4 separate regions of the Homo sapiens genome follow, and all the other regions are linked to region 4. A link is a contact called in ENCODE Hi-C or POLR2A ChIA-PET data. All regions are on one chromosome and are shown on one strand. The core of a region is the stretch at or near the end of the contact, and the rest is flanking DNA. Distances in the headings are between cores, read along the strand shown. Region 1 overlaps DPH6-DT (DPH6 divergent transcript). Region 2 has its middle 66 kb from the start of MIR3942. Region 3 overlaps DPH6-DT (DPH6 divergent transcript). Region 4 holds the start of MEIS2 (Meis homeobox 2).

The links. A loop is a pair of places that touch in the nucleus more often than their neighbours do. ChIA-PET counts read pairs that join two places held with the same protein, here RNA polymerase II (POLR2A). Pooled maps may share reads with other maps.
Region 1: a map of ascending aorta shows a loop between it and region 4 (10-fold over the local background). The contact joins the enhancer-like site here to the promoter of MEIS2 in region 4. A Hi-C loop is called at or near these places in 4 of 168 maps with a recorded cell type or tissue (ascending aorta, chondrocyte, endothelial cell of umbilical vein and 1 more) and 12 of 50 pooled maps.
Region 2: a loop to region 4 is called in a map of endothelial cell of umbilical vein, with 5 times the contacts of the local background. The contact joins the enhancer-like site here to the promoter of MEIS2 in region 4. A Hi-C loop is called at or near these places in 3 of 168 maps with a recorded cell type or tissue (ascending aorta, endothelial cell of umbilical vein and prostate gland), 3 of 37 single-sample maps with no recorded cell type and 5 of 50 pooled maps.
Region 3: a map of ascending aorta shows a loop between it and region 4 (2.3-fold over the local background). The contact joins the enhancer-like site here to the promoter of MEIS2 in region 4. A Hi-C loop is called at or near these places in 6 of 168 maps with a recorded cell type or tissue (A673, IMR-90, Right ventricle myocardium inferior and 3 more), 22 of 37 single-sample maps with no recorded cell type and 16 of 50 pooled maps. POLR2A ChIA-PET finds 5 or more read pairs at or near these places in 1 of 52 experiments (Caco-2).

Annotation. Positions count from the first base shown.
Region 1 is chr15:35,689,347-35,692,587 of GRCh38, reverse strand. The region is part of intron 1 of DPH6-DT (DPH6 divergent transcript); the gene reads right to left. Among named protein-coding and RNA genes, the nearest start is that of DPH6-DT, 140 kb to the right of the region's middle. Within about 2 kb of position 1,692, at least 8 of the 41 ENCODE cell types and tissues checked have a DNase peak (open chromatin) inside an H3K27ac peak, as active enhancers do; they include ascending aorta and endothelial cell of umbilical vein, where a contact is called at or near this core.
Region 2 is chr15:35,304,978-35,308,191 of GRCh38, reverse strand. It overlaps a transcript of DPH6 not described here. Among named protein-coding and RNA genes, the nearest start is that of MIR3942, 66 kb to the left of the region's middle. Within about 2 kb of position 1,736, at least 10 of the 41 ENCODE cell types and tissues checked have a DNase peak (open chromatin) inside an H3K27ac peak, as active enhancers do; they include ascending aorta and endothelial cell of umbilical vein, where a contact is called at or near this core.
Region 3 is chr15:35,751,810-35,755,177 of GRCh38, reverse strand. All of the region lies in intron 2 of DPH6-DT (DPH6 divergent transcript), which reads right to left. Among named protein-coding and RNA genes, the nearest start is that of MIR4510, 170 kb to the left of the region's middle. Within about 2 kb of position 1,588, at least 2 of the 41 ENCODE cell types and tissues checked have a DNase peak (open chromatin) inside an H3K27ac peak, as active enhancers do; they include ascending aorta, where a contact is called at or near this core.
Region 4 is chr15:37,099,131-37,102,782 of GRCh38, reverse strand. MEIS2 (Meis homeobox 2) reads left to right here and starts at 2,234. Exons shown (of 12, transcript NM_170675.5): 1 at 2,234-3,328. The coding sequence starts at 3,317. It overlaps LOC124903465 (a long non-coding RNA gene), which reads right to left and starts at 3,535. Exons shown (of 2, transcript XR_007064581.1): 1 at 3,354-3,535; 2 at 1-2,982. RefSeq lists silencers at 864-1,003, 3,453-3,512 and enhancers at 1,704-1,983, 2,234-2,393.

The DNA.
Region 1 (3,241 bases), core at 443-2,942, 1.4 Mb after region 4:
AAAATAGCCAGCTTGTCAAGTGCTTTGGCCTTTCAGAGATGAGCACTAGAAATACAGGAATACATAGATGTCTTTTTATATAGGCTTTTTCCACCAAATTTAGCTGCAGGGGGATATAAAAGACAAATGTGTTGACAAATGACAAGATGTTACTCACTGTAAAAATATTATTGCATGCACACAATTTCCTGTTATGGTGCATATATTGACTGCAACTTTGTTCAAAATGAACTGTATATTAAGAGAAACATCTTGCCTTGTGATCTGTTCTAGCTTGATTTTGAATTCTCTGAAAGCAGCTGTTTTAAAAAAAAAACCTTGCCCTAAACCTAATAATCACAAATAGACATGAATTTTCCCATGAGAGGCCACAAATTAAAAAAAGATTTTATTTGGATCAAAAGCGGTTTTGTCCAGAAATAGATAAAAATATTTCAGATAAAGTATGTGAAGGATGTGGCTCTGGAGACACATTAAGGAGTGTAACTGCCAACCTCTGTTGAAATGAGTGTTCTTCAATAATGATGTACAGATAGGCATATGGCTATTGAATTTATTATCTATATTTCACTTAAGTCAAAGTCTTTAAAGACAAATTGGGCATCAGAAATAGCATTCATGTTTGTAAGGGCCTCAAGACCCTCTTACCTCATAAGTGTTAATGTATAATTGATTCTAATGCATTGATTACCCAAAGAATATGTATTGTAGTTCCAATGTCTATGAGCAGTAATAAAAGGATCATGTAGTCCAATTTCTTATTTAGCTGAATTGAATCATCTTTAGTATATCAGCTATTAAAATGATATAATTATGAATTCATGTATAATAGTTTTTATTCTTCATCAAACATTGGCATTCTGAAATCTAGGTTAATATCACATCACAAAATCATAATGGATGAATCAAATTGGAGCCAGTATCTGGAACAATTATACATAAACAGAACAAACCTGAACACTTTCTACTTACGCAATCTGGTGCTCTTGAACATATAACTCATTTGGTTTTTAAAAAGTTATGTCACAGAGGGCATCAGACCTCTGCTAGGGTTATGAAACTAGATGTCTTATTCTAGTGACCTCAAACAGTTGAGGCAAAATAGCTCTAGCTGAAGGTTATTCAGTATTCTACATGTTAATTACAGTTGTCCCAGTGGTGTATGTTATGTCTGGAAATAGCACGACAAGCAAGCCCATTCTGGATTAGACAAGGCACCCGGTAGACACAACACTGAACTCAAGGTCTGTATTTGGGCATTGGCATGAGCAAATCCTAACTGTGTTTGGCAGAAATGCAGGTCTAATGATCCTTTCCAAGACTAATCCAAACACAAATGAATGACTGGACTTGGTAAAGTCTTTGGCATACCGCATTTCAGGCAAGAAATAGGTCCACTACTTTTTCCATTCTTTTATTTAAAGTCAGTATTTGATTCTAAATATTTCCTACTCCCTGTGCTAGTCTACATATCTTACAGGGCTACCACACAAAGAGGCAAATATTTTTCTGTGGGGTGGGGATTCTATTGAGGTCAGTGTTTCAGAGCTTGGTACAGGATGTCCCTTCAGCATTCTGAATCCTGGCTCAGTGAAATCACTGATAAGCCAAGCTTTTACTCTTGATTTCCCACAGAGTTGAAAAAAGTATAGCCGAAGTGACTCAGGAGAAATGGGGAAAATGTGTTTTCCCAGCCCAGCAAGCTCCTCCTGTACTCCTCCACCAACCAACATACTCCCACACACTCTCTCTGGCTCTTTTTTATTTTTTTCTTCCTCTTTGGCTTATGCTGTTCTTTTTTGGTCCCTGGCCCTAGTTATGACAGCTGATTGACATTGCTGGCAGTTCCCCTGGTGTCTGGTTAGGCAGAATTCCCCCTGCAAAACTAGGATACAAAACAAAGAGCAGACAACAGTGCAGAAAGGAAGGCTGAACAAAACAGAACCAGGAGAGATGCAATATTGTTTGCTGAAAATATTTTTAAATTTTTCAAAAAGAGGGAGCAAACCTTTAAAAGATTGTTTTAATCATCTGTGTTGCTTTTTTCTTCCCTCCTCTCTTTCTGGCCATCCCTTCCCCCGACCCTCTACATACCATTTTTGGCTTCCATTTCTCCATCTGCGTTCTTCCTTGTATTTTTTTTTTCCTGAGTCATAAACATTTTATCAGTCAGAGTTTTTGCTATTTCTGACCTACCTCAGAGCCAAACATTTGTTTTATCTTATTTATTTTTCCACCTGAAGAGTTAAATCATGATTGTATCAAGTAGAATTATGAGCAATTATTGCCCTACCTCCTCCCATTTCAGACCTATCTTTCACTGTCCTGAAGAAAACTAGATTTTTTGCTGCTTTCAACACTCCCACTATGAAGAGTCCAACACTCCCATCCAAAGATAATCTTTTCTAAAATTTTTTCACATGATAAATGGACCTCTCTATTTTCCCTCTACTTAACCATCTATTAAGTGGATCATTTCCCTGAGAAGTTCCTCTCAGTTCTCTATCATATTTCAAAAGATCACAAACAATTATGTTCATTGAGGTGTTGGTAAGTTAATATATCATCCTTTTGCTAGTACATGCCTTTCAATAAATACTATTAAGGCAAAGAAATAAATATCAACTGATGGAAACTCAGGCTTCAGCAACAGGACTTTTGAGTTATTTTCTGATTTTATAATAATGGCAAACACCTATAATTTTAGGACAGAGGTTTGTCAGGTGTATTAGGCAGAGTTCTAGCAGCTCCTTAATCTTCTTTTTCTTTCAGCAACTTCATATAAAATGTGAATTTAACTTTTATGTTACTCATGTTAATATACTTCCATAGTTTCTCTACCTCCACAGAACATTCTCTTATATTATTTTTGTGTATGGTAAAAATATATGATAAAAGACTTGCATCAGGAATTTTAATGAACTCCTAAAACTCCACACTAAGAAAGAACAAGGGCTAGGCACAGTGGCTCACACCTATAATCCCAGAAATCTGGGAGGCGGAGGTAGGCAGATTGCTTGAGCTCACAAGTTTGAGACCAGCCTGGGCAACATGGCAAAACCCTGTCTCGATAGATAGATAGATAGATAGATAGATAGATAGATAGATAGATAGATAGATAGATAGATATTCAACAATTAGCCAGGCGTGGTGGTGTGTTGCTGTGGTCCCAACTACTCACGAGGCTGAGGTGGGAGAATTGCTTGAGTTGCCTGAGCCTGGGAGGCAGAGGTTCCAGTGA
Region 2 (3,214 bases), core at 487-2,986, 1.8 Mb after region 4:
GCTCAGGTGATTCTCCCACCTCACCTTCCTGAGTAGCAGGGACTACAGGCGCACGCCACCACATCCAGCTAATTTTTATATTTTTTGTAGAGAGGTTTCACCATGTTGCCCAGTCTGGTTTTGAACTCCTGGCCTCAAGCAATCCTCCCACCTCAGCCTCCCAAATTGCTGGGATTACAGGTGTGAGCCACCATGGCTGACCAGAAGTTTTTATTTCCTCAGAGGTTAATTGTGCAGTTATTTCAGACATGCGGAAAAGTAGCATGAATAAGAATGATACTAGAATGTTCACATATCTATATATTTTGTACCATCATTCACCTGTTGCTGACATTTGCTCCATCTGCATTACCAGATAACTGTGCTCACTCATTCTCTTTTATCTCTCTGAATATATGTGTGTGTGTGTTTGTATATATGCATATATATACACACACATAAGATATGCATATATGTATATGTGTATACACATGCACAACACATTTTTTCTGAACCTTTTGAAAAGTAGTAGCATGGTCCTTTACTCCTATATACTACAATACCTAAAAATAAAAATTTCCTAAAAATAAAAATATTGTTTTATATACAAGTAAAGTTAAAATTGATGCATTTTTCTAATCCTTCATCTGTATTTCAATTTTGTTAGTTAACCCAACGATATCCTTTATACTGTTGTTTTTCCTCAGGAAAAACAGGGTCGGGACTGTTTTTAGGACTCAACCTAGGATCAGGTATTACATTTAGTCTCTTCAGTCACCTTTAATCTGGAGCATTTCTATAAAGCTTTGTTTTGCTTTTATAGCATTCAAATTTTTGAAAACTGTAATTCCATCTTTAATAATAGAGAATTCTTTGTTTTGGTTTTACATGATGTTTCTTTGTGGGTAGATTGAGGTGACATGTTCTGTGCCCAATACAGAGTGAGAGATGATGTGCTCTTCTCAGGGTGTCACATCAGGAGGCACACTATATCCATCTGCCCTCAACGGGGATGTTAATTTTGATGACCTAGTCAGAGTAGTGCCCAGTTTCTCTACTGTGTGGTTATCAGTTTTTCTCTTGCCACTAATAAGGAAACAATTTAATGTAAATATACTAGATTACAGCTTTTTAAATGACTTGAACTAAACATATTTTTGTGATTGTACTGTGCACAGTCATACTATAAAAGCCCTAAAGTTGCCCAGACTTTCCTATCTACTTTTCTTTATCCCTGAAATGCTCTCTTTCCTCTCGGCCACCTCGCTCTGAAACTGCCTTTGTTCTTAAGGGCCACGTGACAACATCCACCCAGTCTTTTTGCTTCCTGACTTTTCTCAGTCTGAGCCTGACTTCTGGAATCAGACTGAACATGTTGGGTGTGTTCTCTGCAGAGAGCTCTGCTGAGGTAATTACAGGTTCTGGAAACCATAGTGACCTGAACTTTACTGAGGGAGGTAACCTATTTGGAGATAAAGTCCAAATATGGTCAAGAATGAAAGCAAAAGTTTGAAGCCAGAAAGTCAATTCTTAGCCTCAGAATGGGAGGTTATGTAAGGCCCCAAAAGGGCAATCAATCATGAAATTCAAAGCCAAAATCAACAGGTTGAGAGACGTGGTACAATTTGTGTTAAGGCAATAGGTTTAGAATTAATGCCCTGAGGTTGATAGAGGTCTGTCTTTATGTGAAAACAGCTCTGCAGCAAAGACACAAGCCTGATAGCCTAACAGAGCCTGACTCTGCCCTGCTTTGGCTTTGAATGATAGAACACCATGACTCAATAAGGGGCATGACCTCAGAGAGGGTAGAGCAGGCTCCCAATAAGAGTAAGCATAGTGAGGATGCATGGTGCAGTTCTAGAAAGAAAAGAGCCAATTGAGTGCATCACTTGAATTATTTCCCTTGGTGGGAAATGTATTTTATTTCTATGTAATATTATAAAAAACAGTTTAGAAACACACTGTATTATAAACTTTAAGCTCACTTCCAAAGATACAGGAGAACAAGAAAAACATGCATGAAGTTAGTAAAAGTGATCTAATTAGCATTCTTATAGAATGAGCTGTAGATTTACTGGAGTCTTACTAAAGGGAAAAATACCAGAGCACCAGACTAGCACATCAATCATTTGAGATTGTCTGACAGTCTTGAAGAGGATATCCTGGCTGCAGAAAGCACACTGCTGTCTTAAGGCTAGGGGCCCAGGTCAGAACATAGGAAGAACAAAAGATGAGCAGTTTTGAAAGGAACCAGCTGGCTTAAGGTGATCCAAAGTGCACAGATGTTAAAACCTTAGTGTTCCAGCAATACAATTACCCAAAACAAGAATAACAGAATAACCACTACAAAATTATAAGACTCGATTTAGCTTTTTGACCCTTGAGGTCTGAGTATTTATGTCATGCTAATTTTTTACTACTTTAATGTAATTATATTTTGTGTCTTCTGGTTGATGGCTATAAAAAAACAAAATTTCTTACAAAAGTTGAATACTAAATTGTAACTGATCTTTATTAGAGATATGTATAGAATTCTGTCTATGTGAGATCTTAAAGATCTTTCGTGCTTTTTAAATGGTCTAAGCACAATAACCAATACTTCATAATTTCCTGTGTAATTATCTCAAACTTCCTCATACTTAATACAGGTGGTTTTATGGCAAGTCAAGAGATGGTAGATCTCAAGTCAATTATGAACTTCCTAAATTGGTAATTGAATGTAAAACAGAATAATCTAAAACTGAAAACTAAAGTGGTTTGAATCACAGGAATAATCAGGAACTAAAAACATACGAGATTTGGAAAATGTTAATTTTGTTGTTTCACAGTGTGAGTATGTGGTTAAAGTCATGAAAAATAGCTCAACATTCTTTAAGACCTTAGTCATTGTTTTCTATTTAATGATGTTGAACACTTTGTGAGTGTAAGGGGTGTTATTAATAATTATTTGGAGGCAAAACACACCCTAGAAAAGAGTTACTGTGTGCCCTTTAAAGATATTTAAAATGAAGCATCATCTATAGTAGAACCAACAGCGTACTACCTGACTTGAGACAACAAGTTTACTTACTCAACAGACATTATCAAACACTTCAAACCTTTATGGATATCTCAGTACCTTTAATGAGTATATGAGTTGGTCATGTAAAAATTCCATGTTGTATTCACCATACCATACAAGGAGATCTCCCTTGCTGTCATGTGAAGATGTGAAAACAATAATATTAAAAGTGTC
Region 3 (3,368 bases), core at 339-2,838, 1.3 Mb after region 4:
TAATCATTCAGTTACCTGATTAGAAACAGATGCAACCTATTTGAAATGTGAACTTCAGTGAACTGCTAGTAATGGTTGCATATTTTTTAGATACTCTATGTATACGTTATGAAATGCCCTAGAAGGTTTTCAATAATAAGCATTTGGATTATATTTTATAGCTGCAATGTTTTTCCTGCCAAATGAGCCATTCCAACCAAAACAAACTGACAAACAAAACAAAAAATAAGCAACAGCAACAAAGATTCAACCAGTATTGAAAGCCACAACACTTATAAGTAATCTGCAAACAAGAGTACTAGAACTGCAGTAATACAAATTTTAAAACAGACAAAGCCTCTGCTCTCGGTTTATGATATATTGAAAGAAGTAAACACATCAACCACTATTTATAACTTGAAGCAGAATATGATAATCACTTTCATTAAAGTACTTACAAAGTGTCATGTAAAAAAAGAAGAGAAAAAAATACTTTTGTCTAGGGAGAATCAGAGAGGGCTTGATGGGAAGTGTAGCGTTTGTGTTGGATCTTGAAGAAGGAGTAGGATTCCAATGGGCAGAGATGGAGAGAAATTCTAGGTTCCAGCCACAAGAGCATCAGCATCTACCTCTAAAAAATCCTCACGGTCCCTGCCAATTTGATCACCCCTAATTTTACCGACAAGAGGTTAAATTACTGATTTGAAAGAGGTTGATATTTTGTTGAAGTGATCCATATCAATCGCACAGTACAAATCAAAGGAACTTGAACTGAGCCATATTACAAACTACTTTTGTACAACTCCCAATATAAATATACTCAAATATTTGTTTAATCAGACTGCCAACGAACTAAAATTTTCTTAAAAGAAAAAAAAAATGTCCAGTGACCCTCTTCAAATCAGAACTGAATCTATGTGGGGTTTTTCTTTAACTTCTATAATTACAACAAAAAATCAAAGCAACCAGTATGTTCTCCAAATCAAATCTGAGCTAAACCAATATTGATTACATCTGGTTCATATCTGCGGTTATCAATAAAACACCAATTACATGACCAAAATTTGGAAACCAAATGCTAAATCTTACTAAACTGAGGTTTTTGCAACACCGATTTGACAATTTGGAGAGTTTTTAATTTAGAAAAATTCTCATCAAGGGCAAAACAAAGTACAAAGAGTTCCTGAGCTTAAATTCCTGATTCAATCTTTAAACTGTATTTTCCTTTGTTGCCAAATGATTCATTCGGACATTGCAAAGTAAATATGAAAACATCTGGGGGGATATTTTTGCTGGGGGTTACTTACTAATAAGAACAACCAGGTACCTCAAAATGTGCGGCTTCTTAATGAATAAATGCTTGTCAAGTGACTGCTGAGTTCATCTTAACACATGCTCTTTATACACACTGGCTCTCTCAGTACCATGAGAAGCAGAGAGGCAGGGATCTGATGACTAAATAGACCTTTTTATTCATTGCTTTGATCTACCACCAATTCTATTTAGTCATCTCTGCTCTGAAAACCAAATTCCTTTATAACTCTGAGGGCACATGATGGCTTGTTTTGGCACTAACTCTGCACAGCTAAAACTCTGGGCTACAGAAGCCAAAAGATTTAAGAGCCTCTCACCTCACAAACTTGAGTTTCAGGTCAGGGCAGTGACAACCTGTCAGAATCTCGTTTGTGGCACCCAAGCAAGCCAAGCGCATGGACAGCGGAAATGGCTAGAAAAATCCTCAGACCCTGTTCCTCTTGGCCATTAATTCCATTGATTATTTTGGTGTTTAAATACTGAGACAGGCCCTGGTGCCAGCCCAAATACAACTAGTCAACTTACATTTCCGTTGGCCTTTTAGAACATGCAGATGTACCAAAATCCTAAAACACAGCTGAGTTAAAAATTAAAAAAAAAAAAAAGAAGAAGAAGAAGAAAAAGAAGAAAGAAAAAAGAAAGCAGCAAGGGGGAAAAGTGTTCCAAACAAACGAAATGTTGATCTGCCTTTTATTAATTTCATTTTTTATCTTCTTGTGTACAGATTTTTGACAGCTGTGACATTCATGGGCAATGCATTTGAAAAAGAAGACATAAATATTCAGAGACATATTAGAATGCTGTTCAATGTAAGCACCTGTCTACTTAGTGTTGACAGAAAATCATTTACTTTGCTTTATGCATGTTCCCTCCAGAGACCACAGAGGTCCTATTTTATTTAAAGAGCTGGTCCTAACATCAGTGCTTGCTCTTGAAACTGCAGTATATGCAGCTAATTATATTTATTGAGGAAACAATTTTGTTTTATATTTTCAATAATACTTAAACAATTTTGTCAATCTTGACCTCAGAAATGATTTTCCCCAAGGATTCAGTTAACCAAAGACTTCATACAAGGCCTGAAACCAGTGTCCTTACACTACACTGTTGCCATTATCACCTAGGGAAGTTTTTGAAGCACAACTTTCAGAGAGAAGTGTGCGAGGTAAGACTGCAAGATCTCTGTGGGTCTAAGGAAAACATCACAGTCAATAAAATCCATGCTAGCATCCACATATATGCATTTATTATGTATTATAGTGATATAATCTGAGAAATTCATATTGCATAAAACAATACATCATTAAAAGCTACATGAATCATGAATTGTAAATTAAATGTATCAAATTTGGTGAAGTTTTTATTTCTTTTCTACTTGGTAAACCTTCGTTTCTTTTCCACCCTTGCCAAATCAGAAAGGTAATCTCAGGTCTTGAGTGAAAGGTGACCGCACATGGAGAAAAGGAAAGGAAAAGAGGGAGGGAGGGAGGGAGGGAAGGAAGGAAAGAAGGAAGGAAGGGAGGAAGGGAGGGAGGGAGAAGGAGAGGGAGAAAGGAAAGCAGAAAGGAAGAAAAAGAGGGAGCGAGGGAGGGAGAAAAGGAGGGAGGAAGAGAGGGAAGCCAACCTTTATAGGGACACTGAGATTACTGTGAGGTGACCTCGTTAGGTGATTTCTATATGGCCCCACGAAGCCGTCTAACTTGTTCCCAAGTGATTAAAATAGGCATGGCTAAGTTAAATAATTATTCCCCCAGAATAATTTCCTTTCTTTACTTGGTAAAACGCCTATCTTGAAAAAGTATGGTTTGCCATGGGTTGACGCCTGACTACTGAGAAAAATCCTTTAGCTGAATCTCAGGTCAGAATTAGAAATGTACCGTGTCATCAGAAATATAATGAAACACAAACGGGAGTGAACAAAGCCTAATTTTTTGACTACGACATTTCTCTCCATTTTAGTTTTACCTGACATGAGCGTATAGTGATGTTAGCTCCCCTGATGTGGCACGGGTGGATGAGGCTTGGGGGAAAGGCAAGCAGAGACCTGGGAGCTCACGACTTCCAAAACCTTACAA
Region 4 (3,652 bases), core at 985-3,484:
TTCTTTTTTACTCACCTTCTCTTAAATGTCGACGAGCAACTCAGCAACAAATAAGGATACTTTTAATCTTGGAGTTCTTCTAGGAAAAAAAAGAGGACGTGGAGGAAGTACCCTCCCCCCAACCTTCAGATTTCCTACCCGTCGGCTCTAGCAGGCTTGAAGCCCGGCAAAAAAGAGTGGCTGAAAACCTGGGCTACACTCTCCTCCCTGAAGCTCCGTGAGTCTGGCCGTCCCTGCTCGGGCCATTGGGCAGAAACCTCGCGGCCCGCAGCCCCTCTCCCTGGCGTCGCGCTATCCGCGCCTCTGCCAGCCCCTTCGCACTATCTTTCTTTATATGTGAGGGCCGATTTCCCGCAGACATCATTGTTATGATGGCTCATTTAATCAAACTGTTTAATTGCTCTGGTAATCACTATCATCATCACAGGTGCTCAATCATTCATCATTTTTGGAGGGCTTTATTGACCTCCGGAGTTCATTCCTCAGCCCTATTAAAACGAGGCCAAATTTCTCCGACTCCGCTTGGAGTCTCTGCAGGCTGCAATCTTAGCCTAGTTTCTGTTGCTCGAAAGCTTACAGTGAAGCAGGGAACATGGAACGGGGGCCAAAAAAAAGAGCCCTCCCACCCGCCCTCCTCCCCGCTCTCTCTCGCTCTCTCTCTCTCTCTCTCACACACAACACACACACAGAGTACTTTATTCTCTCTAATCAACCTCCCCCATCCCACCCTCCCTCCGCGGGAAAGTCGGTTAGACGCGGCTCGCGGAAGACACTACTCTCCACTTCTCAGAATGGGTTCAAAGTTGGGGAGGGATGCGGCTGTTGGAGAACAACAGTCCGCTTTCCACTCTCTGGGCCAGGGACTGGGAGGGCGAGAGCGAGAAGTTGGGGAGAGGACGCGCTTCCAGCGCCTGTCCGCCCGGCCGCGCCACAAGGGGCCGAGGGGCATGGGGGCTGCTGGGCGGCAAGGCTTGCGCGGGGTGACCGTGGCTCCGCCCCCAACTCCGGGCTCGTAGTGATTGACGCGCGGCCGCCGGGAAACCAGCCGCGCAGAGGTGAAGCCTGGTGCAGCTCGGGCCAGGGAGGACAGGGCACCGGCCACAACTAGTTTCCACCCAAACGGTGTGGGGTAGTTCCCTTCGTTTCCTTTTCCTTTTTGGAAAAGTTCTTTCGGAGCTGGCCCCATCTCCCTGACCCCGCGAAATCGCCCCTGTGTAATTAACACAGCCATTAGCAGGCGTTACCGCGGCCCGCCGCTGCGCCTCGGGCGACCACAACAAAGCTGGGCTGTGAGCGCCGGCCACTCCTCCTCGCCCGGCAACTTCTTTCTCCCCCACTCTCTCCGTCTTTTCCTCCTGTGCTTCCCAGCTCTGAGTGAGATCCACTTTGGAGACGCACACTAGTCGCGCGCGCGCACGGGCGCGCGGGCGCGCGCGCGCACACACACACACACACACACACACACACACACACACACACGCCTTTGGCTACATCGGACCCAGATGACTGCCTCCTCACTTCCTCCCTCCCGATTCCGCCGCGGCCCCCAAAGACTCTCGGGGTGGCCCCTTGTCCGCACCGCTTGGAGGGAGTGTGCTCTGAGTTAAGCTGGTCTCTTCTGGTCCTGGAAAAAAATGAGTATTGACAAGGTTGCTGGATCTGCGCAGAAAAGAAAGTGCCACTTAATAAAAAATTTAGCCCGGCAGTGGTACCGTCTGCAGAGCTTGCTGCCCTTGGACGTTAGCAGGAAGCCTTCGGGGTGCTGTAATCGGCGGGCAGAGGAGAGGGAGGCCGCGGAATTAAAAGGAACAAAAGCTAGAGCGCCATGCCAAACGTCCCCGGCAAGACCCAGTTAGGCAGGAGCCGGGAGTGATGGGAAAATGAACTAGAAGTAAGTTTTTTTTTTTTTTTAAATGAAAAGATCTGAGGCGGTACCGTACTTTCCCTGTGGTTTTCTGCAGTTTTCCTCTCTGCGCTCTCCCTGTCCTCTTCTCTCTCCCCCTCTCCCTCTCTCCCTGTTCGCGCGCGCGCGCGCGCAACACACACGCGCGCACGCACACACATACACACACACTCACACACACAGACACACTCTCCTTTTCCTCCCCCCCGCCGTCCCCCATCCCCGTGGAGGAGCAGGCTTGCTGATTTGCTCGGGTCCGCCCGGCTCGAGCCTCCCCTCCCCCTCCCGCCCCCCCGCCTCCCCCACCCCCCCAGCCGGGGCTGTCCGATCGCACTCGTTGCATATCAGAGGCTCGGCGCGGCGCGCTCCTCCTCGCTCCCGCTCCCCACTCCCGGGATGTGTCTCCGCCGTACGACGGGCTATGGCCACCACGACTTCCGGGTTCCGTCATTTCGTTCTCCCGCCGCCGACCCGCGCCGCCAAACTGAGGCTCTTCAATAAGCCAGGCAGCAGCCAACCTGCCAACACCTACTGACACTCACTCATCTCCCAGAGAGAGAAAGAGAGCGAGAGAGAGCGAGCGCGAGAGAGCGAGCGCGAGTGAGAGCGAGCGAGCGAGCGAGAAAGAGAGAGAGGGAGAGACAAAATACCTACCAGGAAAGGGGGGGAGGAAGTCCAATTTTTGCAAACTATTCATTTTTTTTTCTTGATTTTTCTCACTGCTTTCTTTGAACAATACTTTAAAGAGAGAGGATCGTATTATAGATACCGCGGGGGCAAAGCTAAAAAAGGGGGGAGGGGGGAGGAAAAAATTCAAGAAGCAGAAACCCCTCGCGGAGTTTTACTGGAAGAAAAAAACGGGTCTGAAAGATTCCTCCTCTTCATCATCATCAACCATCATTCATTCACTACCTTGACATTCCGGGCTTTGATTGACAGCTGGAGTGGCAAAAAGCCATGAAACACGACAGTTCGGTTACATGTGGGCTGCTGACGGGCCGCTCGTAACCTTCAGTTCGGGGGCTTGACAATTTTTTTCTTCTTTTTCTTCTTTTTCTTTTCTTTCTTTTTTTTTCCAACTGAGGGGAAGAGAAGAGAAAGAGGGGGAAAGGAGGACCGAAGAGGAGGAGGAGGGGAGGGGGGAGGAGGAGGAGGTGGAGGAGGAGGAGGAAGATCAGGAGGAGGAGGAAGAAGAGGAAAAAAGAGAAAAAGAAGAAATATCACAGAAAAAAAAATTCTTCGTTGTCTAGACTGGGCTTTTTTTCCCCCCTAAAAAATAGCATATTGGAGAATTGGGAGAAGTCTCTTTGGTTTGGAAAAAAAAAAAAGGAATCTTCAGCCTAGATCACTTTCTTATCCGGACTGGGATATTAAATATACGACACATCCAGGAGTTTATTGGAGCGCAGACTGATGGCGCAAAGGGTAGGTTTAAATCTCCAACACTTACCTAGATATAAATCCTCTCCTAAGAGGGGCCTGTCCCGATGCCTCCTCTCCCTTCAACGCTTCTGCTGCTGCTCGCTGCTTGATGATGGCGGCCAGTATTTTAAAAAATAGCAAAATTATTCATCGGCTTCTTTCCCTCCCGTGCCTCTGCGTGTGTGCGAGTGTGTGTGCGTGCGTGTGTGCGTGTCTGGGCGCGCGTGTTCCAGCGCTGTGCGAGCGGGCGGGCGGCGAGTGCGTGTGAGTGGTGTGTGTGTGTGCGTGTGCAATCGTTACACGCTTTCGCCTCGCTCCAGCTTTTAC